Regions from separate parts of the Homo sapiens genome. Here all the other regions are linked to region 2. A link is a contact called in ENCODE Hi-C data. All regions are on one chromosome and are shown on one strand. The core of a region is the stretch at or near the end of the contact, and the rest is flanking DNA. Distances in the headings are between cores, read along the strand shown. Region 1 holds the start of PARL (presenilin associated rhomboid like). Region 2 holds the start of VPS8 (VPS8 subunit of CORVET complex). Region 3 holds the start of PSMD2 (proteasome 26S subunit ubiquitin receptor, non-ATPase 2).

What was found. A loop is a pair of places that touch in the nucleus more often than their neighbours do. Pooled maps may share reads with other maps.
Region 1: a map of CD8-positive, alpha-beta T cell shows a loop between it and region 2 (12-fold over the local background). The contact joins the promoter of PARL here to the promoter of VPS8 in region 2. A Hi-C loop is called at or near these places in 5 of 168 maps with a recorded cell type or tissue (CD4-positive, alpha-beta T cell, CD8-positive, alpha-beta T cell, esophagus muscularis mucosa and 1 more), 1 of 37 single-sample maps with no recorded cell type and 13 of 50 pooled maps.
Region 3: a loop to region 2 is called in a map of B cell, with 19 times the contacts of the local background. The contact joins the promoter of PSMD2 here to the promoter of VPS8 in region 2. A Hi-C loop is called at or near these places in 3 of 168 maps with a recorded cell type or tissue (B cell, CD8-positive, alpha-beta T cell and naive thymus-derived CD4-positive, alpha-beta T cell), 1 of 37 single-sample maps with no recorded cell type and 13 of 50 pooled maps.

The regions. Positions count from the first base shown.
Region 1 is chr3:183,883,527-183,886,226 of GRCh38, reverse strand. PARL (presenilin associated rhomboid like) reads left to right here and starts at 1,347. Exons shown (of 10, transcript NM_018622.7): 1 at 1,347-1,505. The coding sequence starts at 1,381. RefSeq lists enhancers at 898-1,127, 1,168-1,217 and silencers at 1,167-1,317, 1,428-1,587.
Region 2 is chr3:184,810,769-184,813,468 of GRCh38, reverse strand. It overlaps VPS8 (VPS8 subunit of CORVET complex), which reads right to left and starts at 1,303. Exons shown (of 48, transcript NM_001009921.3): 1 at 1,244-1,303. RefSeq lists enhancers at 1,176-1,375, 1,436-1,485.
Region 3 is chr3:184,297,791-184,300,490 of GRCh38, reverse strand. PSMD2 (proteasome 26S subunit ubiquitin receptor, non-ATPase 2) reads right to left here and starts at 1,250. Exons shown (of 21, transcript NM_002808.5): 1 at 1,090-1,250; 2 at 584-640; 3 at 47-211. The coding sequence starts at 1,224. RefSeq lists a silencer at 1,243-1,582.

The DNA of each region.
Region 1 (2,700 bases), core at 98-2,597, 930 kb after region 2:
TGACACACTGTAGGTGCTTAATAAGAGCTTATGGAATGAATGAAGTGCTATTGCAGAGATAAGCATAAAGCGGTATGTGAGTACAAAGGAAGGGAATCTAAATTGGAGTGGAGGTCTGGGAAAGGCCTCCTGGAAGAGGTGACACTTGAGGCTGACCTGAAGGACAAGTCGGTTAGATGTTTCAAGTGGTGAGAACGGTAGCATGAATGCTCAGCAGTGGGAACGCGGATGGTGCCTTTGAGTAATGGCCAATGACTGTATGGCTGCAGCTAGGGTCGGGGGGAATGGAATGGCAGGGAATCAAGCTAACTGACAGGTAGTTGAGGGATGGATTATGAAAAAGTGAAAGCCCGCTTTTCATTTCAGGCTTGGATTTTGTGTTTATTTACTTATTTATTTATGAGAAAGGGTCTCACTCTGTTGCCCAGGCTGGCACGATATCGGCTCACTGCAACCTCCCGAGTTCAAGTGATTCTCCCACCTCAGCCTCTCGAGTAGCTGGGATTACAGGTTTGCGCCACCACGCCCAGCTAATTTTTGTATTTGTATTTGTAATTTTTTTGAGACGGATCTCGCTCTGTCACCTAGGCTGGAGTGCAGTGGTCCAATCTCGGCTCACTGCAACCTCCGCCTCCCAGGTTCAAGCAATACTCCTGCCTCAGCCAACTGAGTAGCTGGGATTACAGGCCCCTGCCACCATGCCCGGCTAATTTTTGTATTTTTAGTAGAGACGGGGTTTCACCATGTTGGCCGGGCTGGTATCGAACTCCTGACCTCAGGTGATCCGCCGGCCTCGGCCTCCCAAAGTGCTGGGATTAAAGGGGTGAGCCACCCCGCCCGATAGGCTTGGACTTTGTTAAAGGCATACAGAATAACACGAAGTGGTGAGATGCAGAAAAAAGTAGTAATTTAAGAAAACTTGGCTTGCCACGTTGGTTCCTCTAGGGACCAGCCCTGCAACTCCGGGCAAGTCCTATCCCCTCTGACCAGAGGCAAAGTGAAACAGTGATGACATCTACCTCTAGCAGTGCTGTGACGATTAAATGCGATCTTAGGCAAAGCGCCTGGTATGTGCCGTTACTCGAAAAAATGACAGTTGTCCCTCTTCGCTCTGGCCCCATCCTCCTCATCTGCAAATGCCGGGAGGCCGGGCCACTCTCGCAGGTCGCTCCCGGAGCCAGCTGAGCAGTGGGAGGGGAAGCGGTGGGACAGAAGGGCGCCAGCCAGTCGTCCGGGCACCGTGGCTGGTTCGGCTGCCGCTCAGCCGCGCGGGGGCGCTCTAGACTGCTCCTCGTGCTCTATGGTGTTGCCTTCGCCCCGGAAGTAGTTGCGCAGCTGGGGTTGGTAAGGTCGGGCCATGGTGGGGCAGAGGTTGGGAAGATGGCGTGGCGAGGCTGGGCGCAGAGAGGCTGGGGCTGCGGCCAGGCGTGGGGTGCGTCGGTGGGCGGCCGCAGCTGCGAGGAGCTCACTGCGGTCCTAACCCCGCCGCAGCTCCTCGGACGCAGGTAATAGCCGCCGCGCTCTGGTCTTCTCGCCTCTTGGTCCCTGAGCTCTGGCCGTGTATCCTCGGGGGCGGAGGCCGTCTGGGCCTCTTGTGCTGGCCCCAGCTCACCCCCTTCACCTTACCTGCCCCTTCTCTCTCCTCTCTCGCCTCCGTCCAGTCCTCGCTTCTCGCTCCCCTTGCCCAGCCCAGCCCCCCGCGAGCCTGCGCTTTCTCCTTTCCCATTGGGAAGGACGTGACTGGAAGGGGAACTAAGCTGAGGGTTCATTGCGTGCCACACTTCATAATCGCGAGTGGAAACTGTTGAGCCAGTTTCTGAAGTGAAGAAGTTAGTACAGCTGGCAGAATGGCGGTTTTTATTCTTTTTCCATCTAATTATAAAGGTTGTGTTCCATTACAACCAGTCGCCTTCTTTAGCTTGTGATCTAAGGGAGGACGAAGTCTGATGGAAGGTATCACTTTGTGTCTGGCAAAGTCGTAGGAGAGGCTTTATTGTTGAATTGAGACAGTGGAAGATTTCGTTTCCGGTTGATTTGGAAAGAAAACTGCCGAACCTTCCGAGTAGAAGTGTGAAGCGTATGGTTGATCAGTATTGCTGATTTTTGCATCACAGTAATTCATTTCTAATTTGAGAGAGAAGAGAGAAATTCCTCACCTGTTTAAGAATCTGATGTGCATTTGGCTTTGAAAATTTTCCTCCTCTTTTGTTCAAAACTTCATTCCTTCCAATTTCTGACTTGGTTAGATGGGTGCCTCGAATCCACCTGATTGCTGATAAGAAACATTGTTTATCAACACGTGGGATAGTCAGTGGTAAATAATCGAGGCTCTAATGTGGCGGAGCCATTGCCTAATCTCAAGGATCACCTGAAGAGTTTGTATGGATTTTATGTCCCAGGCCTCACCCCAGTCCTCCCAAATCACAATCAGGAGAGGGGTGGGTGGAGTGGAAGAACCTATATGTCCGACAAGCATTCCAGGTGAATTTTATCAGGGACTTGTGAAAACTTTACATACATTGTATCTTCATACACTAACATAGATCTGTCAGGCACTAATCTTAAACTCCTGGGGAGGTGGAAAATGAGGACAGATGGAGGTGGTAATCCCATTTGAGATTGCATGGTTTAAGGGGGAAAGAAAAGATTAATACTGGCCGGGCGTGGTGGCTCACACGCCTGTAATCCTAGCACTTTGGG
Region 2 (2,700 bases), core at 54-2,553:
ATATGCAGATTCTCCATCCACATTTATATTAGATATACCTCAAACCCACACAGGCAGACATAGACATACACAGACAATTAACATGTAATTGTCTCCCAAATGCAGACATTTGGAGTAAGGTTTAGCACCACAAGCTAACATCCATGCTTGTTTTGCTTGGGTTTTGGGGTTTTTCAGTAGGGGAAAGTAGAGTATGGTAGAGGGTGGATGGTGCAGAGGCCAGAAGCCTTCCTATTCATTCTAACAAGAATCTAAGAAGTGGAGGGGGCCTGCTTATTTAAAGAAGGCTCCCCAGCTAGCTATTCCTGATAACCCACGGCCATGGAACCTCTCACCGATCCTACCTCCTCCCACCCTATCCTCCTGTAAAGCACCCCCATTTTGTACACCCAGACACTCTGAGCAGCTGTTTCCCTCCTTCCCCAGATGCCAAGCACAAAGAACTGGCCAAGGCACAGGAGTAGCCTCGAACTTCAGAGGCCCACCTTTCACCCTGCTGCCCTCACTCTGGTGCACAACTTGCACGCGGAGACAAACTGGAACCAGCCTCACAGGGTGCGCACCGATCCTAAGAGGTGGACACCCCATCTAAGCCTCAGGCTCAGGCACCTTGATATCAGTCCCTGGAGGCTAAAGGGGTCCACACCTGTTTCCCAGGCCCGACAGACCGGCTACACACCTGTTCCGCCCGGGAGTGGGGAGGGGCATGACACCCGCCGCCTAGGCTCACAGTCGGGGGAGCGGGCGCGCCAGTCCCTCAGCCTAATTGCCGCACGACTGTAACAGGACAGAATGAGGCTTGCAATTATAGTCGCAAAGTAGATAGGGAACTGAGGGGTTACTGGCCCTTTGCAGAAAGGGAGAGATACACAAATACATCACCGGAGTCACTGGATTTAGTGATACCTCAGCCCCTTCCAGGTTTGGAGCCAATAAATCCCTTTTTACTTAAGCCCATTTGAATTTTCACATTCATTTGGAACCAGTAAGTGGAAATTGCCCGACCCAGTTCCGGGCCAACGTACGACACGCCCCTCCACTCGAGAATCAACCCCGCCCGGCCCGTGGCTCGGGTCCGGTTAGCCCGTCAGGGGCTGCTCTGTTCGCTCCCCGAGGTCCCGCCGCTGTCGCGCGGGGAGGAGACGCCGAGGCTCAGAGACCTGTCGCGCGCTCTCCTCCTACCCTGAATACGGCCCCTCAATCCTGTCTCCTTCCACGGGCCCGCTCTCTGGAAACTCGTTACCTGAGCTTGCTGCCATTCCGGCCGTGGACCGCCGGCCCACGTGACCGCACCCACTGCTCTAGCCTCACGCACGCGCACTACCTACCACTGCGGGCAGCGCTTCCGCTTTCCTCCTCGCACTGCTCCCCCTCCTGGGCGGTCCGCGCCTCTTCACCACGCCCCTATTTAAAGGGCCAGAGATACGCCGTCTTCCCCCCTACGGAAAAAATGGGTGATTCACATCTTGAGGACCAAGAGAATGGAAACGTCGAAAGAGTAGCGCAGACAAATAAATAACAGTCCTTGAGGTGAGAGGAGAAAGCTCCTCCTTTAAGAAAGTGAACTTACTTGCAGCCAGCCCAGAAGGGAAGTTGATTCCCTGCCTTTTGGAGTTTGCAACCAGTAAATTTTTTTTAACTTTTTTTTTTTTTTAAAAGATGAACTCAGAATTGCCTATTTATTGTGTCAAATAAGTACAATAGGCACACACATACTAAAATACCAACTATTATCTTGTAATATATCATCAGTGTTGCTCCCCAAAATACATCTTAACACCAAAAATACAGGAGAAACATAGTCTCAAATAAAGGAAACATCTGAAAAATGAACAAAAACGTATGCTTATTTCTCTTATCGCTCCTGAAGAAAGGTGAAAGCTTTCAGAACAGACTGGTTTCTAGAGTCATCACTGTACGTAACATTAGCCCCAGGACACAGATTTTAGGCCTGCTGGGGGCTATATAGGTCAAGAAAACAGGAGGAAGAACACCAGAAGATACTCTTGGAAGGAGATACAGAAAATATTCGGTTGGGCAGACATTTTTGAGCATCAGCTAGGTTCACTAGACTTCTGGGCCTTCAGAAGACCCGAAGGTGTTGCCCTGTCCTCCAGGTATTTATTTTCTAAGAATTCAGTGTACAGACATAACAAAATACAAGGCAGGCTGTTTTGAGTAATATAAAGAAAGACATTGAACCACCATTTTCGCACAGACAGGGGGAAAGGGTGAAACACTCAAGGAAGGATGTGGTATCTTGTCAGGGCCTTGAAGGATTTCAGTAGCAGAGAGCAGGGAGAATGCCTAGCTGAGGGAAGGGTGGGATCAAAGGCAGTACAAAGCAAGTTTGGGAACTAGTTATTGGCCTGATGTAGCCGTGGTGTGGCCAGTGGCTTTCAACCTTCTTTTAATCATCCCTCACAGTAAGAAATACATTTCAGGCCAGGTGCGGTGACTCATGCCTGCAATCCCAGCACTTTGGGAGGCTGAGGCAGGTGGTCAGGAGTTCAAGACCAGCCTGACCAACATGGAGAAACCCTGTCTCTACTAAAAATACAAAAATTAGCCAGGTGTGGTGGCATGCACCTGTGGTCCCAGCTACTCGGGAGGCTGAGGCAGGAGAATTGCTTGAACCCAGGAGGCAGAGGTTGCAGCAGTGAGCCAAGATTGTGCCATTGCACTCCAGCCTGGGTAACA
Region 3 (2,700 bases), core at 1-2,500, 510 kb after region 2:
AAGGAATTCCTAAACTAGGCCTCCACCAGGTTTGAAACAGTTTTACCTTATTCTCCCCAGGGGCCATGTTCTCATAGATTTCCTTCAGTTTGCCATAGTGTGGACGCAGAAATTTGAGAGGCTTGGGCACTGAAGTCATGGAAGTTGTAGAAGAACGAATCTGCCTTCGCAATTCCTCCAGCGCTGGTCGATACAGGGATGTATCCTTCTCCTGATCAAGAGACGACAGGGCTCAGACAAAAAGGAGTCACACCCCTTCAAGTCATAATACAGAGATATTTAACTTAACAACTCCTCCAAGGAAATGCTGTGTCTTATTCATTCATCTGTGATTCCTCAACTCCCTGCACCCTGCCTGGCACAAAAACAAATGACCCAAGTTAAGAGGTAAGAACTCTGCTTCTCCCACAAGAGAAAGCTGCAAAACTGTACAAATACCCTTTGTAACTCTCCTGCCTCCCAACATCATCATAACACTGACCCTAAAATACAGTCCACCGTACATAGCAGTTGCCTCAAAAAAGAATAAAACAAGTGGGAAAGATCCAAACATGCACCGAATCATGTTAACATCGTGACTCACCCCTAGTCGTTCCACGAGCATCTCCAGTTCATCTTGAAGCTGTTTATCCTCTTCAGACTGGAGGGTTGGGAGAAGCAGCTCATGAAGAGAAGGAATCCCAAAGACGTCCTCCTCCCACTTACCCGGGGCAGGTGAAGAATAAGCCTGCCTCCTTAGGAGGGGCCAGGTGGACAAGGAAACCGAGTGGGAATGGGAAGCCCTGGTGAGAAATCAGCCTGGGTTCTGAATCAGGCTCTACTTGAATGCCACTCTAGGAAACGGAGGTGACAATGACCTGCCCGAGTCCACTTCACGCGGCGGTGGTGAGGGTTGGTGGGGACGGCGGAGGTGACAGCGCGGAACGGAGAATGAGGAGCAGAGAGGCAAGGTGCCGGGAGTCCCGAGGGTCGCCCCAACCGCCCTCTCCCTGGCGCGGTGGGGTAGTTGGGTGTCGGGCCTGAGGCCTGCGGAGCCGCCGTGACTCAGCCCCGCAGCCTCCTTCGCCGACTCTCGGGGTCGCGCCTCACCAGCTCCTGTTCTTTGTCCTTGTCCCCGGCATCCCGCCGCTCCTTGCCGCTCGGCTTCTCGTCCGTGCCGCCGGGGGCCGCCGCTGGAGACTGCTGGGGCTGCACCGGCGCCTTGTCCCGGCCTCCCTCCTCCATCTCCGCCGCCACTGCCGGCCCGCTGCGCGCGCACCCGCTCGCACCGCCCTTTTTCCCAGACCAACTCGCGCGCGTCGGTCGCGGCGCCCCTCCTCCTCCAGAGCCCGCCTGCGACCGGAAACGCCGGGGCGAGCCGGGGCGCTCGGCGACCCACCCACCCCCTCGGCCTGAGAGCCCCGCCCTCGGACCCCGCCCTCGGAGGCAGGTGGAGACTACAATTCCCAGCCTCCCCCGCGCCATAGTCGCCCCTGGCCCCCGACCTCTTCGGAGTTTCCTGAAACCCGCGGGACTTGGCCGTGTGGGGTTTGGGTTCGCTCACTGCTGTAGATGGGCGGTCTGCGAGCGGAGTTACCGAGTTTTACTCCGCCACAGGTTTTTCTCATAACGGTGTAAATAGAACCCACAGTGACACTCCAGTTGACTGCGTGGCGCGACAGACAAACTAGATTTCTTGACGTCCAGGACGCTTGATTGCCGCCTGTATAAAGTCTGTGTAACTGTGTCTAGCCCCACACCACTGTGGAATATTAACCTCATTTGGTTTTGTTGTTGTTGTTGCTTTTGAGAAGGAGGCTCGCTCTCTCGCCCAGGCTGGAGTGCAGTGGCGCGATCTCGGCTCACTGCAAACTCCGCCTACCAGGTTCAAGTGATTCTCGTGCCTCAACCTCCCGAGTAGCTGGGATTACAGGCGCCCGCCACCACGCCCAGCTAATTTTTGTATTTTTTAGTAGAGACGGGGGTTTCACTATGTTGGCCAGGCTGGTCTCGAACTCCTGACCTCAAGTGATCTGCCCGCCTCAGCCTCCCAAAGAGCTGTAATTACAGGTGTGAACCACCGCGCCCGGCCTATTAACCTCATTTGATATTCCTCCCCAGTTGAAAGAGAGTACTCTGCTATTCCCGTGGCTACCATTTTAAATACTTTGGGGAGCCAGGTGGAGTTGACATCGATCAATAAAGCCCTGTGCTCCCCGCCAAGTTCTGGAGCTAAAAGCAGAACAAGACAAGGTCTTCGTCCTCTATCTTCTCGTCTTTCCCTGTGAAGCCTTAGAGGCGTGTGACTGACGCGCTTATGTCAGGACTGCTTTCGAGTGATTCCATGCACTTCTTACAATCTTTTGAGATTGGTAGGGTTAGGTCCATTTTACAGAGAAGATCATATCAAGTAGTAAAATGAGGATTTATTTTTTATTTTATTTATTTGTTTTGAGATAGTGTTTCTCTCCTGTTGCCCAGGCTGGAGTGCAATGGCGCAATCTCGGCTCACCACAACCTTCGCCTCCCGGGTGCAAGTGATTCTCCTGCCTCAGCCTCCCGAGTAGCTGGATAAAGAGGAGTTTTAGAAAAAAATCCCTCTACAGATGACTGAAGAAAGCATGAAAATGTATGGACACCGTGAAGCCAGAGATAGAATAGGCAGAACAGTTATGGACTGTTGAATTTTTGTGCCACCACGCCCGGCTAATTTTTGTATTT